Linked DNA regions of Homo sapiens: region 2 is linked to region 1. A link is an interaction called in ENCODE POLR2A ChIA-PET data of the cell type or tissue named here. Cell type or tissue: GM12878. All regions are shown on one strand. Links, peaks and the distances in the headings refer to the core of each region. The heading gives the core; the rest is flanking DNA.

Region 1 (6,098 bases), core at 792-3,291:
TGAGGCATGAGAATCGCTTGAACCCGGGAGGCGGAGGTTGCAGTGAGCCAAGATTGTACCACTGCACTCCAGCCTGGGTGACAGAGTGAGAACTTGTCTCAAATAAATAAATAAATAAAAATAAAAACAAATTTCTAGCAGCTTGATTAAGGTATAATTGGCGTATCATAACATTGTAAGTGATTTTAATGAATTTGCAGAGATTTACTACAAAAATTTACCACATCTCCTAAAAGATCTCTTCTGGACATTTGCTGTCACTCCCCATTTCCACCCCCAGTCCTGGGCAACCACTAATCTAATTTTCTGTCTCTAAATTTAACTCTTCTAGACATTTCATATAAATGCAATTATACAGAATGAGTTCTTTTGGGTCTGGCCTCTTAGCATAATTTTTAGAGGGTCATCCATGTTGTAACATGAATCAGTACTTTGTTCCTTTTTTTTGGGGGGTGGGGGGCAGGGTCTCCACTGTGTCCCGAAGCTGGAGTGCAATGGCACAGTCATGGCACACTGCAGCCTCAACCTCCCGGGATCAAGCAGTCTTCCCAGCTCAGCCTCCTAAGTAGCTGGGAGGCACTCACCACCATACACAGCTAATTTTAAAAATTATTTGTAGAGACAGGGTATGTTGCTGAGCCTGGTCTCAAATTCTGGGCTCAAGTCCTCTTCCTGCCTTGGCCTCTCAAAGTGCTGGAATTAACAGGCATGAGCCACCACGCCCAGCCCTTCATTTCTTTTTACGGCTGAATATTCCGTTGTGTGGACATAGTGCATTTTGTTTATCCATTCACCAGTTTTTCTTAGCATTTTGCTCTTATCCTAGCTCTGCTGCTGGCAGGCCGTGTGACTTTAGGCAAGTCACTTTCTGTGAACCTTAGTGGCCCCATCCTCCGAATGAAGCATAGTCTAATATTTACTGAGCAATTGCTAATTTCTATGCATGGTGCCACGTTCTGTACATACACACTACATCATTTAGTCAGATTCTTCTTTTACCTCCGTTTTATAGTGAGGAAACTGAGGCTCAAAGAGGTTACAGCCCCAAGGTTACTAGGATACATCATGTATTCATTTGTGCACTCAGTTTGTGCCTGGTACTATTCAAGCCTGTGGATACAACAGTGAAAGGCCCAAAGCTCTGTCCTCAAGGAGCTTGTATTGCAGTAGGGTAGACAGGCAATAACCACCTAATGTCAGGTGGCAAGCATGAGTGAGGGGAAGAAGAGCTATTTTAGACAGTGTGGTCAGGGAGGGCTTCTTGGAAGAGGTGACATGGGGCAGAGATCTGAAGAAACAACCTGAGGTCTGGAGCCAGAGGTTCTTTCCGGGCAGAAGCCAGCTCGGGTAGTTCAGGGCACAGGAAGAGCAAGAACTGCTTCTGATGTTCATTTCCACCCTGACATCCTGGGATTCTCTCCTGAGTATTTTTTTTTTTTTTTTTTTTTTTTGAGGTGGAGTCTGTTGCCTAGGCTGGAGTGCAGTGGTGCGATCTCGGCTCACTGCAGCCTCTGCCTCCCAGGTTCAAGCAATTCTCCTGCCTTAGCCTCCCATGTAAAGTAGCTGGGACTAGTGGCCCGCACCACCATGCCCAGCTAATTTTTGTGTTTTTAGTAGAGGCGGGGTTTTGCCATGTTGGCCAGGCCGGTCTTGAACTCCTGACCTCAGGTGCCTCAGGTGAGCCACCGCCCCTGGCCTCTTCTAAATTTTTTTTTTTTTTTTTTTTTGAGGCTGAGTTTCACTCTTGTCTCCCAGGCTGGAGTGCAATGGTGAGATCTCAGCTCACTGCAACCTCTGCCTCCCAGGTTCAAGCGATTCTCCTGCCTCAGTCTCCCAAGTAGCTGGGATTACAGGCACCCACCACCATGCCCAACTAATTATTGTATTTTTAGTAGAGACGGGGTTTCACCTTGTTGGCCAAGCTGGTCTCAGACTCCTGACCTCAGGTGATCCACCTGTCTCTGTCTCCCAAAGTGCTGGGATTATAGGCGTGAGCCACCTGAATATTTAAAAAAAAAAAAGTATATGCATAAAGAAGAAGATAAATGATGTACTCTTGTCATAAATAATGAACCTGTGTGTAGCTGCTCCCAGGATTAAGAACTAGTACATTACAGTGATTTTTGGAACTACAGTGGGTCCCTCCATCCTCATCTTCCCTTCCCCTGAGAAAGAACTATACCCTGAATTTTTTGTTTGTTATCATTCTATTGTTTTCCTTTTTTTTTTTTTTGAGACGGAGTTTTGCTCTTGTTGTCCAGGCTGGAGTGCAATGGCGCCATCTCGGCTCACTTCAACCTCCGCCTCCCGGGTTCAAACGATTCTCCTGTCTCAGCCTCCCGAGTAGCTGGGATTACAGGCATGTGCCACATGCCCGGCTAATTTTGTATTTTTAGTAGAGATGGGGTTTATCCGTGTTGGTCAAGCTGGTCTCAAACTCATGACCTCAGGTGATCTGCCCTCCTCGGCCTCCCAAAGTGCTGGGATTACAGGCTTGAGCCACCGCACCTGGCCTGTTTTCCTTGTAGTATATACAAAAAGACTTGTACATAAATCAATATGGTCTTCTTTGTTAAACAGATCCTTCTGCACTGTGCTTTTTTCACACTATATTTGGGAGAGAATATTGATACCGGATTTGTGAAGTGTAGCTCGCTCATTCTTACTGCTGTATAGTATCCCATTATATTAATATATTCCAGTTAACCTCGTCTATTGATAAACATATAAGTGAGTTCCAGGTCTTGCAATTGCAAACAATGCGGGGCAGCCCTGTTTGTGTTTCCTTTTTTTTGTTGTTGTTGTTGTTTTTTTCCTGAGATGGAGTCTCACTCTGTCACCGAGTCTAGAGTACAATGGCACGATCTTGATTCACTGCAACCTCAGCCTCCTGGGTTCAAGTGGTTCTCCTGCCTCAGCTTCCCAAGTAGCTGGGATTACGGGTGCCTGCCACCATGCCCAGCTAATTTTTGTATTTGTAGTAGATACAGGGTTTCACCATGTTGGCCAGGTTGGTCTCGAACTCCTGACCTCAGTTGATCCACCCACCTCAGCCTCCCAGAGTGCTGGGATTACAGGTGTGAGCCACTGTGCCCGGCCTGTTTGTGTTTCCTGTAGAATGTGTGGAACATGTGAGTACATTTCACTGTATGTTCCTACTGGTGAAGTTGCTGGGAGTTAAGGGATGTGCATCTTCGGCTACTGATCTGGTTTATTTTTAATGCTTGAAAGATTACTTAGGTTCTCTATTTCTTCTTGAGTCAGTTTTGGTAAATTATTTTCATTATTGTTATTATTTTTTAGACAGAGTCTCACTCTGTTGCCCAGGCTGGAGTGCAGTAGCATGATCTCGGCTCATTGCAACCCACGCCTCCGGGGTTCAAGCTATTCTCCTGCCTCAGCCTCCCAAGTAGCTGGGATTATAGGCATGTGCCACCACGCCCGGCTAATTTTTGTATTTTTAGTAGAGACGGGGTTTCACCATGTTGGCCAGGCTGGTCTTTGAGCCGCTGACCTCAGGTGATCTGCCTGCCTTGGCCTCCCAAAGTGCTGGAATTACGGGTGTGAGCTACCGCGCCCAACCTGACATCCATTATCTCTTGAAGGAGCCCATCTGGAGGGTGAGGGAGCCTCTCTGGCCTTTTCTTGCATAGAAACCTGTGAGCAGGTGGAGTGAGCACTAAAGCGATGACAGAGATTCTCCTGGCCAGGGGACATCTGGAAGAATATATATTGTCCTGGAGGGGAGTGGAGAGGGGGCTTTTTTTTTTTTTTTTTTGAGATGGAGTGTTACTCTTGTTGCCAAGGCTGGAGTGCAATGGTGCAATCTTGGCTCACTGCAACCTCTGGCTCCCAGGTTCAAGTGATTCTCCTGCCTCAGCTTCCCGAGTAGCTGGGATTACAGGCGTCCACCACCACACCTGGCTAATTTTTTGGTATTTTTAGTAGAGATGGGGTTTTACCATATTGGCCAGGCTGGTCTTAAACTCCTGACCTCAGGTGATCCGCCTGCCTTGACCTCCCAAAGTGCTGGGATTACAGGTGTGAGCCACTGCCCCCAGCCTGGAGGGGGCTTTAAGAGACTTTCTTTGGGCCTAGCTCTAAGCTTGCCACACCACCGTCACAGGTTGAACTAATTGGGGTTGTAAGTGGACTGTTTTGGTCAAGGCAGGGTGTGTTAGTTTTTTTTTTTTTTTTTTGAACAGTCAAGTGTGCTTGTTAGCCCTGTTTATCACAGAGTCAGGGTATACAGTAAGTACCCTGTAGCCCCTCCACCGTGCTCCTCACCCCATCTCTCGCCAGTGTTCACCCAGAGTTGTCACACACAGCACCACGGGATGGGGCGTCCACCTGCAGTTGTGCAGGCAGTCTGGAATGGCAGGAAAAACTCTGGCCCTGAGGAGGCCACAGGCTTAAATGTATGCCTTTGGCCCCAAAGGCCCGCTAGGAAGTTGAGCTTGAAAGTAACTGTCTCCTGTGTGCTCAGTGCTTTACAGTGTGCAGAGCCCGGTCTCAATCCTTGGTGTATTTCTCCCCTCTTGCCTGCCTGTGGCCAGCAGGAGTGGGTGGTGTCACCATCCCTGCCTGTAGATAAGAGCTGCAGGTGCTGAGAGGGTTGGCAGTGGTGGCGGCTGCTAGAGACCTGGGTACTGTGCATGCTGCGTTATCTCACTGTGTCTCCCAGACACTCTCCCAAGTGAAGAAGCTGAGCCCCGGGTTGACGAAGCACTTGTTGAAGTCACGAAGCCCAAGTGGCACAGCTCACCTCCCCAACCCAGGATGCTCTGCCGAGGGAGAGCCCCAAAAGCTCTGGGGAAGAGTGCGGGGACACCTGGCTCCTAAGCGTTCTTCTTTTGTGCGTGTTTACTTGGTAGAAGTGAAGAGAGTGGCCGCAGCAGGCTGGATGCAGCCTTTGGAAGGAATGAAAGGCTGCAGGCCTAGCAAGGAAGGCTTAAAATCAGCTGCACGTTCTACTTCTCACCCTTGGTCACCTCGCAGCTGACCTTCCTCTCTCCACGTTTACTCTATCTGGGCCTGGGTGTGCTTCTGCCACACACAGAAAGAGCCTGTGCCACACCATTTCTCCCTGGAACCCCTTCTGGTGGCCAATGGGACTGTCACCCCGGGGTGTCGAGGTGGATGGGGCAGGTGGAGCCCTGCACTTACCGTCCTTGTTCTTCCCCGGAACAGTTTGGCCCAGTGTCCACCCACATCCTTCTCCCACCAAGGATCCCTCCTAATGGGACCATGGCTTTAGAAACAGGACCCCTCAGGGCCGGGGCTGCCCTTGGAGGTGGGAAGGACGAGAGGTCAGCCTGAGGTGACCTCCAGTTGAAGCTGGCCCTGGGAGCGTGGGATTAGGGTGGCCTCCAGTTGAAGCTGGCACTGGGAGCGTGGGATTAGGGTCCCTGCCAGGCAGAAAAGGGTTTCTCGTTTACCATGTCCTCCCCTCCCTCTTTCAGGTGTAGTGTCTTTTCCCATGACCGGGAGTTCATAGAAATAGTTAAGTATAAGATGATCGTGTGCGAGAATGTTGGTACTAAACCAGCATGGACAGTTTTCTGGATTTCTCTACTACTAACTTGTCTGCACTGAGCGTGACTCACCCCTAACCTGGTGGGAGCGCTGATTGGAGGGGCGGGAGGCTGGCGGCGTGAGCTCCAGATGGTGCATGTGCCCTTGGGCTTGGCATGCGGCGTGTCTTCGTGTGAAGGACCTCTGGGAGCAGCGAGAGGGCTGAGCTGAGCTGAGCTGAGCTGCATGTGGAGGGGCCCTCCCGGGAGGCCTGTGCCCTGAGGCTGAACTTTTAACAAAACCCTGGGACCAGAGGGCTTCAGGGCTGATCAGGACCTGCAGCGCTTCCTGCTGGGAAGCAGGAAGCAATAGAAAGTTTACGCTTTCTATTGCTCAGGAGCCGCTCAGTGATTAAAACAAGTCTAAAAAGCCAAGGGGACTCCGTGGCCCCACCACTCCCAGGCTGGAAGGCAGGTTCTTGCTTTGTCAGCCCTTCCTCAGCCCTTGTCCATAGGCAGAAGGGGTTTTTATTAATACATGATTGTAGCCTTGTAGGAGATGAGATTATGTGTCTTGCTTTGAAA
Region 2 (16,849 bases), core at 8,379-10,878, 70 kb after region 1:
CACCCATGGCTTCCTGTGTGGTGCCGACCCAGGCTACCCCCACATCTCCCCAGTTGCCGCTCTAGCCCAGGCTGGCTTTTCTAGGGAGAGGGAAGAAGGCATGGAGGGCAGACTGGAAGTGGGCTCTGAGCCAGTAGCCCTTCCTCCACACTGGGCCCTTCCCCACCATGGCCCTTACGTACGTGGCACGGTAGAGTTCAAAGCGGCCTTTGTCCTGGATGTGGTACATCAGGTCCCCCCCGTTGAGGAACTCCATCACAAAGAACAGGTGGTCCTGGGGTGGGAAGGGTGGTGAGCAGGGGTGAGGAATAGGCAGGAGGCTCCCTCACTGAGGGCCACTGGGGCCAAGCCCCAACAGGAAACAGCAGGGACAGGCCCTGGCTGAGGTGGACGACTCTGCCCTGGGAGGCATGAGGGGGGAAAGCATGGCCCTGCCTTAAGTGGCCTGAAGGGGAGACACAGCCCTGACTGAGGGGGGCTGAGGAGCTGTGGGACATGGCTGTGGCATGGGGTGGTGACGGCAGGAGGCCCGGGCACCTTGGTCTGGAAGGTGCAGATGAGGTGGGTGAGAAAGGGATTCTCTGCGGCAAGTGTCAGCACCCGCTTCTCAACCATGGTGCACTCCACGTCGTCGTCGATCAGGACCACATCCTTCTTGAGGGCCTTGATGGCAAAGTACTCTCCTCTGCCCTTCAGCTCTCCAAGCAGCACCTGATGGGGAGACACGGGTGCTGAGCAGGTGAGGACGGGGCAGGGGCCACAGCCCGATTCACAGACTCCCACCTCAGCCACCTAAGCGGGAAGAAGCCAGGGTGGGGTGGGAAGCAGGTGCCCGGCTCACAGCCCTCACCTTCCCGAAGCTGCCTTTGCCCAGGACCTTGTGGAAGATGAAGTTGTTGATGTTGCACTTGCTGCTGCCCTCCCAGATCTTGCCGTAGGTCCCACTGTTGTCTGCCCGAGAGATGGCACCTCCTCAGATCGGGGTCTCAGTCTACACAACTCCCCTCCCCCGGGGCCTGGGGTAGGCTGGGGGAAGGGGCCTCAGAGAGGAAGGGGCTCGCTCCCCAGGACCGGTGGTTCCTTCCATGTCTCACTTGACAATGGAAGGGAGGACAGTCCCCTTTCTTTGGCCTCAGGGGGAATAAAAACCGTAATGGGGCAATGGACCCAGCTTCACCTTGCATGTCCTCCCCAGCAACTCCGGTCTTCTTCTCGAAACCCTGATATATCCCAACAGGCTCTGAGGAGGCTGAGTCTGATCTCCGGGAGGCTCTCTGGGGAGGGAGCAGAGGTGGGGGGCCAGATGGTCAGACCATTATCAGAACTCCCAGCCCAGAAGGAAGACTCCCAGGTATAACTCCACCCTTAACACCAAGAGGAGACAACAGGGGCACAGCCCAGGCCCCCTACTCGGGCTGCGTGTACACACACGCACTCTTCCAGGAGCCCAGAGAAGCCTTGGTGGTCTGAAAGGCTCTGATTACAAACAGAAGTTTTGTAAACGGAACCCTACCTTCCCAACCACTCACTCGATAGATTTTATTTGACTATTTAGCTTCATTTCTGATTGATTCTAAAATTTTACCTTTAGGTTTTGTGGCATCCCTCAAGCCCCCCCCACATACAAACGTCCACACCCAAAGTCTTAGTTCAAAGTGTTCCAACACCCACTCCTGTGGTCCCCAGGTTCACCCTCAAGTAAAGAACTGCCTGAATAATGAATTTCTTATGAAAAAAAGCCCCCCTCCCTCTGCTGCCTAAATTCTTGAGTTGCATCTTCCCGAAGTAGAGTCCTGGGTCTAAATATATCCTGGCTGTCTGTGGCTCCCCAGCAGTGGCTGTAAGCCTTGACTGTCCCTGACCCCACTGCCCTGTGTCCAGGGTCCCCATGGCACCTGCCCACCTGGGTGACTTGGTTCAAGGCCTCAGCCAAAAGCTTCTGGTTGATGCCGCAGAGGTTGGCCACCTTCTCCCGGCATTTATGGTGCACATTCATGCCGCAGTCTGGGGTGAGGGAGAAGCGGGGCTGTCAGTCTCAGAGCTCAGCCAAGGGCAGGGGGCAGTGTAGGAGAGGCGCAGGAGAGCAAGAGAAAGGAGGGCTTCAGTGGGGTCTGCTGGGTTCCAGTTTCTAGGAAAACATTGATCTGAAGCCATCATAAATACTTCGATCTCTCTCTCTCTCTCTCTTTTTTTTTTTTTTTTGAGATGGAGTTTCCCTCTTATTGCCCAGGCTGGAGTGCAGTGGCGCAATCTCGGCTCACCGCAACCTCTGCCTCCTGGGTTCAAGGGATTCTCCTGCCTCAGCCTCCTGAGTAGCTGGGATTACAGGCATGCGCCACCATATCCGGCTAATTTTGTATTTTTAGTAGAGACGGGGTTTTTCCATGTTAGCCAGGCTGGTCTCGAACTCCCCACCTCAGGTGATCCACCTGCCTCGGCCTCCCAAAGTGCTGGGATTACAGGTGTGAGCCACCACGCCCGGCCAAGCATTTCAATCTTTCATGATTTTTGTTGTTGTTGTTGTTGTTGTTGTTGTTGTTGTTGAGACGGAGTCTCACTCTGTCACCCAGGCTGGAGTACAGTGACATGATTTCGGCTCACTGCAAGCTCTGCCTCCTGGGTTCACGCCATTCTCCTGCCTCAGCCTCCCGAGCAGCTGGGACTACAGGCGCCCGCCACCACGCCAGGCTAATTTTTTTGTATTTTTTTAGTAGAGACAGGGTTTCACCATGTTAGCCAGGATGGTCTCGATCTCCTAACCTCATGATCCGCCCGCCTCGGCCTCCCAAAGTGCTGGGATTACAGACGTGAGCCACCGCGCCCAGCCAATCTTTCATGATTTAAAGAAAAAGGAAAAACCAGAAGACAGGGACCTAATTCGAAACCCTTTAAAGAACATCTGGTCAACTTAAGCCGCTTTCCCTCCAGGGTCTTCTGTCTCATCTCTAAGTGAAGCAGAGGGCAGGGGAGGCCTGTCTGGGCGCCTGTCGGTGTGCACCAGGCCTGGCTTCAGCACCCTCTGCCCACTGGCCCCTCACAGGGACTCTCTAGGTCCTGCTTTTCTCCTCCAAATGGCTCAGAGGGGTGGAGCCGCCCACCTGTGGTCACACAGCAGGTAAGTGGCAGAGCCAGTCAGGCCAGTGGGGAGGGTCCACCAAGGCCTCACCCTCATCAGGTCCCTGAATGAGGTGCCCGTCTCCAGGTGAGGAGGCGAGGGTGGCGTGAGGTGGCTGGAATTCACAGCAGCACCAGCTGGGAGTGCCCCTCCTGCAGCCCAGGGGCGGGGTGGCACGCACCTTCACACTTTAATCCCTGCTTCACCAGTCCCCAGAGCAGGCTGCCGCAGTGGTCACAGAAGGTGGGGCTCATGTAGTTGTGAACCTTGAAGCGGTGCGGCATGTCGATGTTGAAGCGTTCTTTCTGGAACTGGAGGTGGGGGTATCACAGGCTGAGGGTCACGTGCCAGCTCCAGCCTCTTCTTCAACCCCTAGCTCTCCCCCAACCCTGGGCACAACAACATCCCAAGAGAGCTCCACTGGGAGAGGCAAGGAAAGACTAAGAAAAATGGGGAGGGAGGGTAAGCTCCCCAGGGAGGGTGGGGAGAGGGTGCAAATCCCTCCCATCTGGCCAAGCCCCCCAGATCCCCAGCCCTGCCCCGGACCCAGGCTCACTATAGTGTCCCGGCTGTTGGCCGCGGTGCCAGTGCATCTGCCGATGATCTTGTCGATGCATTTCTTGTGGATGGCAGCGTTACATTCTTGAAGAGGCACAGGCCCAGGAGGGGGAAGGGAAAGCACCGGGAGGGGCAGAGTCTATGAGCTGGTGCCTGCCGACCAGTCTAGCCCTCTACACAAAGCCACCGTTCTCCTGACCGCCCACACCCTCACCCCGCAGAGGCCCAGCGCTTGAGTCTTCCTCCTGCCAGCCCTCGAAGGAGGAGCCTGGAGAGGACGGGGCGGAGAGGACAGGCCAATCTGCAGGGGCTTAGAAAGAAGGAGTCCTAGTGGGCAGGGAGGTGGGCAGAAGTTAGCGGGCACAGGGCATCGCAATATGAGAAGCGGGGGCAGTTCTTCCAAGCCCTGGGATAGCAAACGGCTCCTAAATGCCCTCTCTTACACATGCACATGGACACGCCTCAAAACAGACACCTGTACATACACACAAAGCATGTGTAATAATGATAACAGACTTCTTACACAGAGCGGCTACCAGTGGAAGGCACTTAAAATACAGCTTTACATATCTTATTCCATTTGATCTTCACAATGACCCTATTATACATTATAGTTATATCTAATTTATAGATGAGGGCCAGGCACGATGGCTCACGCCTATAATCCCAGCACTTTGGGAGGCTGAGGTGGGTGAGTCACTTGAGGTCAGGAGTTTGAGACCAGCCTGGCCAACATGACAAAGCCCCTATTCTACTAAAAATACAAAAATTAGCCGGGCATGGTGGTGCACGCCTGTAATCCCAGCTACTCAGGAGGCTAAGGCAAGAGAATCGCTTGAACCTTGGAGAGGGAGGTTACAGTGAGCTGAGATCGCACAACTGCACTCTAGCTTGGGCAACAGAATGAGACTCAGTCTCAAAAAAAAAAAAATTATAGATGAGGAAACTGAGGCACAGAGAGGTTAAGTAACTTTGCCTAAGGCCCTATAGCTAGGAAGTGGTAGAGCTGGGATTCAAACCCAGGCAGTCTGACTCCAGCCTGCGGCGCCTCGTGTATACACCCTCAGGGACAGAGTGTGCTCACACCTGTGTACTCAGAGACACCCACATCTACACAGAAGCACATGCAGCCACTATGTGCCAGTAAAGGACCTATCATTGCCTCTCCGAGGAAAAGAGGCCTGGTGCATGGCCTGGGCTGGTTTCTGCGTGAATACTCTACTGTGCCCAATTGCCATCCACCAACTCCCCGTCACTGAATGCGGAGCTGGGAAGAGATGCGCAGAACTGGTTTTCCAGAGCAGCAGCAAGCCAGCCCCAGCACTCACTGAACTCAGCTGCTGTATCTACACTGGGAAAACTCACGTGCATACACTCTCTGAGCGCACACAGGCACTGGCATACACACAGGCACTGGCACACGTGAGCACACATGGGTACATACGTACAAACTGGCCTGTGGAGACACTTACGCCTGCATTTGTAGCCTTGCTTGTTGAGGCCCCTGAAAGGCAAAACCCAGGCAAAGTGAGTGAGCGGGGACCGGGATCGGCCCCCACTACCCTGCACCACCACCAGTGGGCATGGCCGGTTCTCACCAGACAAAGTCTTTGCACACAGAACAGAAGGTGGGTTGCCCAAAGAAGGTGGCGATAAACTCATGGTTCTTGATGTAGTGGATTTTGGCCTGTTTGATGGCTCCGCGGCGGTTCATCGTTGGGAACTTGGCCTCGTCCTCACTGCGCATAGACTGTTTGCAATCTGGTGACCATGGAGTAGGGAAGTCAGCCCTGGTATCTGGAAGGGGTGGCACCCCTACAGTCCCTCCCAGGGTGGTCCTGGACAGCTCTGCCGAAGGGAGCAGCTTCCCTACACCTCAGTGCTGGCTCTGCCTCTGAACCCGGCAAGGGAGCCCTCCACCCCCAGGGAGTTCTTACCCACGTCCTCCAGGAAATACTGAACAGACATCAACACCTTGGCCTGAGGCTGCAGGTCCAGCTGTTGGGGGCCAGAGGCCAGGGGAGAACAAGGTCAGTGAGGGCAGCCTGGGCCAGGCCAAACTCAGAACCCACCCCCATGGCTGGTCCCCCAAGGCCAAGGCAGCCCCCCAAGGCCTAGCCAGACACTTGTCTGCCCAGTGTGGGCAGGGCCCCGCCTGAGCCCCACTCCTGAGCCCCACCCCCACCCTGTACCCAGGGGTATTATTACATTTAGGGAAGTGAAAGGGTCCAGCCCACACCCAGCCCAGACACATAGCTGGGGAATAGAGCGGGAAGGGAAATTCCCCACCCCTACCCGCTGCAGCTCCCTTAGCAAGGATCTTAGAATGGAGGCCCCTACCCGTGTGCACATGCGGAGAGAGACAGACACACAGACACACTCATCCTCGTGCACACACGCTGCTCCTCCCTCTGTGCCGAGGGCTCCTCATGCAGATTGGACAGTCTCGAGGGTGGGACCTGAGCCTCTATCCCCTCACCTCCCCCAAGACCTAGACCTGGTGACTGATATCCTCCCTTGGGGGAGCGGAGACAGCACAGCCAGAGGCCCCTCTGTGTCCCTGCCTGACTGGCCAAGGGTCAGTACAGCCCTGTGTTAACCTCTCTCCCATCCCAGCCCCCTCACCCCTCGCAGGAGGCTGATCAGAGCCTCCAATGGTCACAGGGCCTTTCCTGGTGGAGACATCTTGGTTACATCCCACATGTAACCCCAGGGGACTTCTGCCAGCACTGGCATCCTGTGGCCACCCAGAACACACAGCTGCACATGGCCAAGTGGCCACATGCTTGTGCAGAGTCTCCATTTCAGCAGGTAAGTAGATGAGACCGTCAGCCTCCCCTTCTCCCACCTCCTTGCTGTTAAAGATCACTATGTTGCCCCCTCAATGGCTGCCAAGGCCTAGAATATATGCGAAGATTCCAAAAAGAACTGGGATAATGGGTGCCTCTGGGAAGGAGGCCTGGTGGCCTGGTGTTGGGGCAGGGACACACCCTTTCATGCAGTTAAAAATGTTTTACTATGTGCATATCCTGCCTTTCCAAAATTAAAAAGGAAAAAGTAGTCACAATAAGGAAGTTGGCCGTCTTTAGCACCTGCTATGTGTCAGGTTCTGCAATAAGCCCTGTACATCCAGCTGCTCCTTTCATTTGAACAACTGACCCTGAGGTAGGCACATTTAGTAGCGCCTTCCCTTAACAGATGCGGAAGCAGAAGCTCAGAGAGGCTGGGAATCTGGTGAATTGCAGAGCCAGGATTCACACCCAGGACATGTTGGCCACAGGGCTGGACTGGTGGCCAGCACAGGGCCCGGTGCTCTTCAGCTGTGCTCACTGACCAAGCCCGCGTGTGTGCACGCACACACATGCACGCATGCACACACACACAGACACACACACACACACACACGGCACGGCTCGTGCGCCCCTTACCCAGAACTCAGCCTTGCCATTGTTCTTCTTGCAGCGCTCGGCCAGCACCGACACACCCACGGTCACCTCAGACACTGGCTCCTCTGCTGCCCGCATTAGCACAATCTGGATGACGCGCCCCTCATAGATGTGGGCATCGAACGTCGACTTCCACTCAGGATACATGGTCGGCTTCTTCTGCACCAGTGTTTTCCCACGCTCTGCAACAAGGCCAGGCAGAGAAGGTTGGGCCATGGCCCCTCTGTCCCTCCCTCGTAGACCTCCACGGCCTTCCCCTGGCAGAATCTGCCCGACTCTCCTGCCTTGAGGGCCTGCTGTGGTTCCCCAGTGTCCTCTAGAGCACAGAACTACCTTGGGCACCCTGCTAGGTCCTCCCTCCAGGCCTTTGTTCCTGCTGTTCCCTCTTCCTCTGATCCTCTTGCTCCAGCTCCATTTAAATGTCGCCTGCCCTTATGCATTCATGCAGGGAACATGGGCTGACAGCTCCTGCATGCCAGCCATAATATTCGAGGCGCAGAACACAGCTGAAAGAAAAGCTACATCCAGGGCCTGTCCTCCTGGATCCCCAGGCCCGGGTGGCGAATGCACCAACTCCTTCCTCAAGTAACTGTTAAGTCACAGTTGTGATGAGACTGAAGAGGGCAAGGCTGGTAGTGCTACAGGGTCAAGCCTAAGGGTCAGGGAAGATTTCCTAGAGGAAGGAACAGTTCAGCCGAGACCTGAGGGACAAATAGGGGTTCACCAGGCCAGGGCAAAAGCAAGAGGGAATGATGTGAGGTATGTGCTTCCTCCAGGAAGTCCTCCCTGACCTCAGGTTCAGAGGGTGCCTTCTCTGGGCTTCCCTATTGCAGGACTCACTGCTTTTTGACGTGCCTGGTTTCCCCACCTGACTATGAACCCCATGAGGGCAGGGCCAGGTTAGTCCTGGAGCATGACAGTATCCTCAGTGCCCCGCACAGGCCCTGGCACAAATGGACATGTAAAAATTGCTGGGTAAAACAACCAGGGAGGAGGAACCAGAAACTCCAAGCCTTCCAAGGAGGGCTCAATTTGGCCAGTGTTTGCAGCCCTATAGCGACTCAGTGGCCTCTGCCTTCATAGCTGAGTGGGGCAGGGAGTCAAGGATGAGGAAGAGCAGAATCCTTCAGAGGTTGCAGGGAACAAGGCCAGGCCCCCTCCAGTCCTTCCAGCTGGGCCCAGATTCCCAGCCCCTCTCCAGGGTCCAGCCTCCAGGCCTACCTGTGCTGAGCGCCTCCTTCATCTTCACGGCACAGAAGGGCTGGTTCGCCTCGTCCTCGGCCTGCAGGGAGCCCAGCTCATAGGAGTTGAAGGCGATGCGCAGGAACGGCGCCATGGTGGGGCCTGCAGTGGGGCTGTGCACACAGAGGGGTGAGGCCAGGCGGCCGGGCGGGACCAGCGGGAACAGTCACGGGCAGCACTCAGGGACCCGCTCCCCCAGGGCTCTGCTATGATTGGGTTTGGCCCACATGATGCACACACACACTAGTCTCAGTTGCCAGTGTTAAAAACTGAGAGGTTTGCCAGGCGCAGTGGCTGACGCCTGTAATCCCAGCACTTTGGGAGGCCAAGGTAGGCAGATGGCCTGAGGTCAGGAGTTTGAGACCAGCCTGACCAACATGGTGAAAAGCCATCTCTACTAAAAATTAGCTGGGTGTGGTGGTGCATGCCTGTAATTCCAGCTACTCGGGAGGCTGAGGCAGGAGAATCACTTGAACCCGGGAGGCGGAGGTTGCAGTGAGCCAAGATCGCACCAGTACACTCCAGCCTGGGTGACAAGAGCCAAACTCCGTCTCAAAAAAAAAAAAAAAAGAAAAAGAAAAAGAAAAATATTGAGAGGTTTATGTAAGTCTGGATTTGCGGCGTCTCTGGTAAAACTGGAAAATGTGATGTTGGGCCCACTGGGCAACAGCCAGCTAGCACTGGGATGGCTGCCCTCCATCAATCTACCCCAGGCCAGGGGCACTCTCTTCACTCCTCCTACCTGGGCCCTGGTGGCATTTGCATCTGTCACCCCTAGATATTCATTTGGGGAGTCACTCAGTGACTCCCTAAGTACCCTATTGCTGGGTACCTGCTCCATGCCAGGCACCTGGTATGTGCCATTGTCACCTGGTAAGGGGACAGGACAGTACTGCCTCTTTCTCCCATCCTGCCCCATGCAGCCCTTCATGATTTTCTAAGTTTGGGGTTTTTTCTTCATAACTACCCAGGCAGACAAGCAGTGCCAAGATAAACACCCCCCACTTTTCAGATGGGGAAACTGAAACCCTAAGGCAGAGAATCAGAACCAAAAGCTGACATTCCACTAACTTGGCACCCACTCTGTTCAGGGATCAGGGCAGTGAGAGGCTCTGCCCACATCAGTGTGCCTGACCCTTCTAAATTGACCCCTTGGGGTCGAGTGCCTCTCGCTTGCCTGGAAGGTTGCCTGCACCTTCAAACTAATTATTTCCCCAAATATAAAACAGGTGGGCATGGTGGCTCACTCCCATAATCTTGGTACTTCAGGAGGCCAAGGTAAGAGGATCGCTTGAGGCCAAGAGTTCAAGGCAGCAGAGTGCCACGCAGTGCACTCCAGCATGGGTGGCAGAGTGAGACCCTATCTCTTAAAAAAAGAACCCAAACTGCCTAGGCGCGGTGGCTCATGCCTGTAATCTCAGCACTTTGGGAGGCCAAGGCAGGCGAGTCACCTGAGGTCAGGAGTTCGAGACCAGCCTGGCCAACATGGTGAAACCCCATCTCTACTAAAAATACAAAAACTAGCCAGGCGTGGTGGCGCATGCCTATAATCCCAGCTACTTGGGAGGCTGAGGGCAGAAGAATGGCTGGAACCTGGGAGGCAGAGGTTGCAGTGAGCTGAGACTGCGCCATTGCACTCCAGCCTGGGCAACAGAGCGAGACTCTGCCTCAGAAAAATAAAAATTAAAAAAAACCCAAACTGTATTTTAATGTTGAATGTAACGCTGAATGTGCCTTGCAGATTCATACACAGCAGCCTCCCACACTCCTGGGTTTCTCACCATTCTCTAAGTTAATGTTCACTACAGTAAGTGACTCCAAGGGGCTCCTCAGGTTGCCACTTGTGAAGGACACACAGGTGTGCAAGCACCTATGTGCACACTGGCTCCTGCCCAGGCCCCACAAGGCTGCTCCATAGCCTTGGTTGAGGGAGCGCTCATTCGATTTTGTGCACATGCACATGTATTCACTCCATCCTGAACATAAGCCAGCACACAGGGGCACACTCAGACACACACGTGTGCATGCACACACAACAGCTGCCCAGCCCCAGATGACTTCCTCCAGCTCCTGCACAAGGTGGCCAGAGCAGTGGCCAGCTCTGCTGGGAGCTCCCAGCTCAGATGAGCTCACAGCAAATGCTGACCTCACCCTGCAGCCCAGCCCAGTGAGTCCAGGCAGCCCTCTGAGGCCAGCAGCTGCCAAAGCAGAGAGCAGGACCCAGGCAGGGCAGGGGCAGACCCCACCACATTCCTTGCCCGGCCCTGGCTCCTACTCAGTGGATGTGAGAGTGGGTGTGCAAGCTCATGCCTGAGCCCAAGTCCCGAAGCCTTCAGCCTGACACCAGCAGGTGGCCTGTGTGCCAGGCCAGCTGCCCTTGACCTCTTGGTGGGCCAGGGAGAGAGGGCCAGTTGGGGGCTGCTGCTGGCTGCTCCCCAGGCTGCAGCATGCATGAATCGGTGTGTGTGAGGTTGCACGGGTCTACAGGAATGTGATTATATACAGCCATGGGAGTGGGTGGCACATGGTGGGCACTCAGTTGATACTGGAGTGAAAAGCAAGCTGCGTGGGCCTGGCCTCGCACATGTGCAGGAATCTGGGTGAGCATCCCAAACCCGTAAGCAAGATGGACATCTTGCCCCTTTTGCTGCCTGGCTTGTCCCTGAGGGTCCAAGAGATCCAGCACCCAGGTGAGTGCTCCCTGGGTCTGGAATGATTGGCAGGTCTGTGTCCACACATCCAGGGCCTAATCCCAGCAGATGCAGCTCTGCTGTTAGGAAAACCTGGAGACCCAGATGGGGCAGTAGGCAACTTCTGAGTGCCTCGGAGGATGATGAGGGTTGAGGGGACAGGGGCACAGGGATAAAGGAGGAGCAAGTGTGTTGCAGGTGGCCTGGGCTCCTAGGGGAGAGAGGCTCAGGGCAGCACATATGGCAAAATGATGGCCAGGCCGCCTGGGTGCTGCATCCTGACACCAACGTTGCCTTGGCTGTGGACTCTGTGCAGGTCACTTGACCTTTCTGAGCCTCAGCCCCCCCATTTCCTGATGAGCAATAGTCTCTTGGCTCAGGGTTGTGGGGATAATGAGAACTCACGTAGGATAAGGGCTACAATCAACCCAACAGGCCATGGGGAGGGGGTTCCTCTTACCACTATCACCCCCCTCACTGCGGCACCCATCCCTCACTGTGCACCTCCCTTCGCAGTTTACAAAGCGCACTCGCATCCCCCACCGCATCCATTCCGCCTGCCCAGCAGCCTGGGAAGACAGTCCTGGTTACAGATCCCACTGCTCAGAAAGGGAAACCAGGTCTCCATGAACATACAACTCACTCAGGAGCACCAGATGCTCCAACACCGGCCAGCCAGGTCCTCCTCCCAGCCACCAACCCTTGGGGCCCAGCCCTGACAGCCCACAGGCTCCATGGCTTCCCCTACCCCCGGCCTGCCCAGCAGGAGGTATGCGTGGGGACCACCCCAGGACTGCATGGAGGGTGGAGGAGACAGTGGGTCAGAGAAGCCCCAGGAGGGTGAGGCAGAGCCCAGGACCTGCCCACCCAAGGGTGGCCCTCCAGCTCTCTCAGGCCACACTCAGAGCAGCTGCTGCTCACATTTAGAAGCCACTGGAGGGAAAACCACAAACACAGCAGGCCCCAGCCCTAAACCTGCACTGCCAGGCTGCAGTGCCATGAGAACTGGGGAGCCATGGTCTTCGTGGGCTGCCCTGAGACTAACCAGCAGTAACCATAGCGTCAGACCCAACCTCCTAAGACTAAAACCAGGGCATGGGCTCTGGCCAGGTTCTGCCACCAACTCTGTCCCTGTTTGTACTACCCAGAGCCCCACATCTTCTTCCATCACTGTGTGACCCTCAGAGAGGTCCTGGGCCTCTCTGAGCCACAAGTCCCTGCTCTGCACAGCAGAGTCAGAGTCTGCCCCCTACCTCTCAGAGTGTATGGCAGGGAGATGGGGGTGAAGCAGCAGCACAAAAGCAAGGTGTGCTGACTATTTATAGCCCCCATGCAAATAGGACCTGGGCCACGGAGGCCCCAGAGGAAGGCCGCTGGCTCAGCCCCAGACTCATGGCCACTCTGCAGGGCCAGGGGGTGCCGGGGGCTCGACCCCACACAGCCTCCATGGGGACAAGCTCCTTGGAGCCAGCTGAGGCCAGCCAGGCCTTTCCCAGCTGCCTAAGGGCTCCTAGTCTCTATTCTGCTTCTCCAGCCTACAGCAGAGGCAGCTTTATGAAGCACAAAGCACCAGACTAAGGGTCAGTGTCTAGGTATGAATCTTGGCTCCTCCACTTACAAGAAGGACAGTCCTTTTCTGAGGCCGACAATGTCGCAGATTACCTCTGTAATTACATTAGCTCACGTTATCCCTATGCGGATCCAGAAGGGATTTTACTGATGAAGAAACTAAAGCTCAGAGAAGCAAAGTGACTTTCCAAAAGGTCACACAGCCAGTAAGTGATGGAAGGATAAATCCAGGCCTGCCCGATGTTGCAGCCCAGGTCCTTTCCAGTATGCCATGTTGGGAAGAAGAGACAAAGAGAGAGAAAAGGGTAGAGATGGACGGAAGACGGTAGAGGTGGAGATCAGCACACACAAACACACATGAAGACAGAGAAAACAGGGAGGTAAGGGCTCCAAGAGACAGGTACCCCATGCTTGACCAGTGGTCTTCCCCCGTGACCTCGCCACTTGGACCAGCCTCCATTTCCAAAACCCAGGGAAGGGCCAGGCATGGTGGCTCATACCTGTAATCTCAATACTTTGGGAGGCTGAGGTGAGCAGATCACCTGAGGTCAGGAGTTCAAGACCAGCCTGGCCAACAAGTGAAACCCCTTCTCTACTAAAATACAAAATTTAGCCAGGTGTGGTGGCGGACACCTGTAATCCCACCTACCTGGGAGGCTGAGGCAGAAGAATCACTTGAACCCGGGAGGTAGAGGTTGCAGTGAGCCGAGATCTTGCCACTGCACTCCAGCCTGGTCAATAAAGTGACACTCTGTCTGAAAAAAACTAAAAACAAATAAAACAAAAACAAAACCTAGGGAAGGCTTGGACACACTGGATCCCAGCCCCAGGGAATGTGAGCCCCAGATCAGCAGCCCAGAGGTAAGGAAAGGTAGTAGCTAGGTCAGGCCAGAGAAGGCAGGTCACCTCCTCTGGGACAAATGGAAACCTGTTCCCAGCCAGTACCCGGCAGTGGGCAAGGCTGGCCTCAAGGTGATCAGAGCGACCTTGGGTTTGGAGCTCCCGGGCACAGAAGTCCTGGTTGCCTCCAGCAGACAAGTATGTGTGCTGCACATCCACACGTGTGCTGATGTATACCAGCACAGGAGGCTGGGGTGAGGGACATGGCCTGAGGAGCGCCAGCAGGAACAGGAATGCATTTGCTAATTTTTCTGCATCACATGTAACTTGTTGGATAATGGTTTTGTCAAAGGTGAAAAACCCCAACAATCTCTCCACAAGAGATAGGTCTTCAGAGACTGACATGCCCATCTCCTCATTGTACAGAGGAGGAAACTAAGGCCAAGGTCCTGCAGTGAGGTTCCCTGGCTCCCAGATCCGGCCTGGTCCCCTCCACCCCACCCCTTCCCTGGTGTTCAATTCTGCCTCACAGGCCACAGAATGATGCCTGTTGGTCAGAGGAGTAAGCTGGGCTGGAGGAAAGAGGCTTGATCAGGCTGCTGGCGGGGAGGTGTGTGAGAGCAGAGGGAGGCTGCCTCAGAAACGTCTATGGGAGAAATGAGGTGACAGGCTGAGGTCAGTCAAAGCAAGGGCAATGAAAGACCAGTTGCAGCCCCTGGTGGGTATAGGGCGGTCTGGTTCCCTTGAACAGACCCCCGGGGAGCAGGGGATGTCCCCCATGCCACCTACTGCAGCCTTCTCCCCCACACACCTGACACCTGCCACGGAAGTCACAACTGCATGGCAGGTGGCACAAAGTGAGGGCCCTCCTAAGGATGCAGACTCTGCCTGGGGGAGTCCACAGTGTAGCCTGCCAGAGCCTTGTGGATGAATAAAGGAGGGCGGAGGAGACCAAGGCCCAGGCAGGGGCAGAAAGGACAGTGAGAGGAAGTGTGATCAGCAGGAGGGTGCAGGACTGGTACCGGCAGTCACGGCAGGGCAAGGGGGCCGGGCATGGTGGAGCTGCCAGGTTGGGTAGGCAGGTGGGTGGTAGCTGGGCTGGGAGGCTGGCTGCCTAGATGGCCTTCCCAGCGGAAACAAGGCAAGGAGGCCATGCAGGTTTCACAACCCAGGAAGTGGGCTCAGCAAGAGGAACAGGAGGTGGGAGGGGAAAGGCTAGCAAGACCCTTTAGGGTTCCTCCACCAGGGCCCATCCCCCAGCCTCCACATGCCCAGCCCTGTGCTGAGATAAGAACCAGATCTATGGACTCAGGTCACAGCCAAGTCCCAGAGCAGGGATGCTCCCCATACCTGCTCCTCCCAGGACAGGTACCTCATCCCCCAGCCAGCGCTCCTCCTGGGCCCCTCCCTCACCCCACACAGACCAACCAGTACCTGTGGCCTCTCCTCCCCTTACCCAGCTCCCTCCCGGTTGTCACCATCTCTGGTCCCTCCCCTACCCATTCTTCCCACAGCTGGGAACCTCCTAGGCTCTCACTGCCCCTGGAGAAAGCCCAGACCTCTCCAGGCCTTCCAGACTGCCCACTCCCTGGCCCTGTCCTGCTCTCTACCTCAATCCCTGTTCTGGCTACTCTGTGAACATATGTCTCATTTCCCAGCCCCCATATTTTTGCAGATGTTGTTCCCTCAGCTGGAACAGCCTTCTGAATTCCCACAGATCCTTCCAGGCAGCTCAGAAGGCTGGCCCTGGGGGACCCTTCCCACCTCTCAGGAAGCTAGCTGCTTTCCCACTGGTAACCTCTGCCACACCAGGCCCATGGAACTTACAGCCTGGTGGGAGCCAGTCACATAAATATGTGATTACAAAGGATGGTAAGACCTCTGTAGGATGCGCCACGCAGGCAGTGAGTAGCAGGGAGTGAGGGGGGCTGGAGGAGAACGGAGGCTGCAGGGACCTGTTGGCTGGGGGCCTTCGATCTGAGGGGTCAGCAGGAGCATAATGGCCTGCCCTGCCAGAGGGTCTGGAAGGTTCAGAGGGGCAGGACTTGGGAGCCTGGCTGTCATCGGCTCACATCCACCTCTGCCAGCTTGTGTGGGGTAGGGCCTCCTTGGAGGGAGGCCACCAGGCACAGGCCTCGAGTCACCAGCCAGCCCTAGGATATGAGGAGTCCTGGGCTCAGTCAGAGGGCGGTGCCCCAGGTACCCCTGAGAGAGGAACAAAGGCCCCTTCATGGCAGGAGCCAGAGAGCCAGATCCTGTGAGGACAAGGGGCCTCTGTGAGGAGCCAGGGTGGGGGATGCAGCCGGGCCTCTCCACGAATAACCACACGTGTGCACACAGGCACACTCGCCAACCCAAACAGCACATAGGGAGCCCCACTCGACATTAGACACACACGCACACAGTTGGAGCCACAGGTACGTACACACACTGCTGTGATGACACAGGGGCACACGTACACACACACACACACACACACAGAAACACACATGCACTCACCGGCTCTCACATCTCAACAGATACCCGGGCCCACACAGACCACACCCGACCACATAGGCTCCACACGCACGTGGAGTGCCACAAGCTGTGATGTACACACTGGCACAGAGATGCTCCAGGCAGACACAGAAACAAACATACAGTCCTGGAAGGACCCCACATCCCTGACTAGAGTCTGGCACCATGAAGTCCAAATGCAGCTTTTTCCACCACAGCCCCCAGGCACAATGGCTGGGGAATGGAGGAGGGGCAGAAGGGCAGCTGGTGTCAGGCTAGGCTGGGCCTTTCCACCCAGGGAGACGAAGAAAGTCCCTCTTGATCCAGAGCAAAGTCTAAAGTGTGTAAGGGAAGGAGTGGGCTGGTCAGGCACATCACTGGGCAGGCCTCCGCCCGCCCGCCCACCTGCCTGCAGGGCCCTGAGGCTATGGTGGAGGTTGAAGGTCACAGGTGGCAGTCACAGGCCTGGCGCGCAGGGGGAGGGGAGGGCTTGAACCTATGTTGGTAGGGCAGCAAGCCGGGCACCCCAGGAGCAAGTTCCTTGAGCTCCAGGCTCACTGTGCAGAAACCGAAAGAGAGGTTGAGCAATTCAACCAAAGCCACAAAGCCAATGGGGCAGACCCAGGGGGAAGTGGGGAGAGAACTTCCAGCTCTAGTCCTAGAACTGCCCATCTGGCCTCCAATGGGGTGAGGGTATGTGTTTGGAGATGGGAACAGCTCCTCCATCAGCCCCCAGTACAAGAGCCCTACTCCTTAGCCCTTCTTTCTCCCACAGAGTTCCCACGATTTTCCAGATGGTTTACCATTGGAAACAATCGTTTTGTGTTTGGGAGAAGGCAAGATGGCCACCTAACCCTTTTGCCAGTCATCCCCAGGATCTGGGCAGGATCCAC

The links. Peaks named below come from ENCODE experiments on the same cell type or tissue, not always from the same donor. Only the 100,000 strongest peaks of a DNase experiment are listed, where the experiment ranks them.
Region 2: POLR2A ChIA-PET joins it to region 1 with 5 read pairs; 2 of 35 experiments call an interaction of 5 or more read pairs at or near these places.

The regions. Positions count from the first base shown.
Region 1 is chr3:53,242,987-53,249,084 of GRCh38, reverse strand. All of the region lies in intron 1 of TKT (transketolase), which reads left to right. Among named protein-coding and RNA genes, the nearest start is that of TKT, 10 kb to the left of the region's middle. In GM12878, for the core only: no CTCF peak of the experiment used is centred there; no DNase peak of the experiment used is centred there.
Region 2 is chr3:53,170,029-53,186,877 of GRCh38, reverse strand. It overlaps PRKCD (protein kinase C delta), which reads right to left. Exons shown (of 19, transcript NM_006254.4): 3 at 8,341-8,474; 4 at 7,102-7,301; 5 at 5,611-5,671; 6 at 5,272-5,434; 7 at 5,146-5,177; 8 at 3,672-3,757; 9 at 3,297-3,426; 10 at 1,904-2,004; 11 at 1,178-1,274; 12 at 851-951; 13 at 538-711; 14 at 183-274. The coding sequence starts at 8,455. Among named protein-coding and RNA genes, the nearest start is that of PRKCD, 17 kb to the right of the region's middle. RefSeq lists enhancers at 5,497-5,656, 5,917-5,966, 11,176-12,031, 14,008-14,057 and a silencer at 16,557-16,606. In GM12878, for the core only: no CTCF peak of the experiment used is centred there; no DNase peak of the experiment used is centred there; H3K27ac peaks cover 255 bases.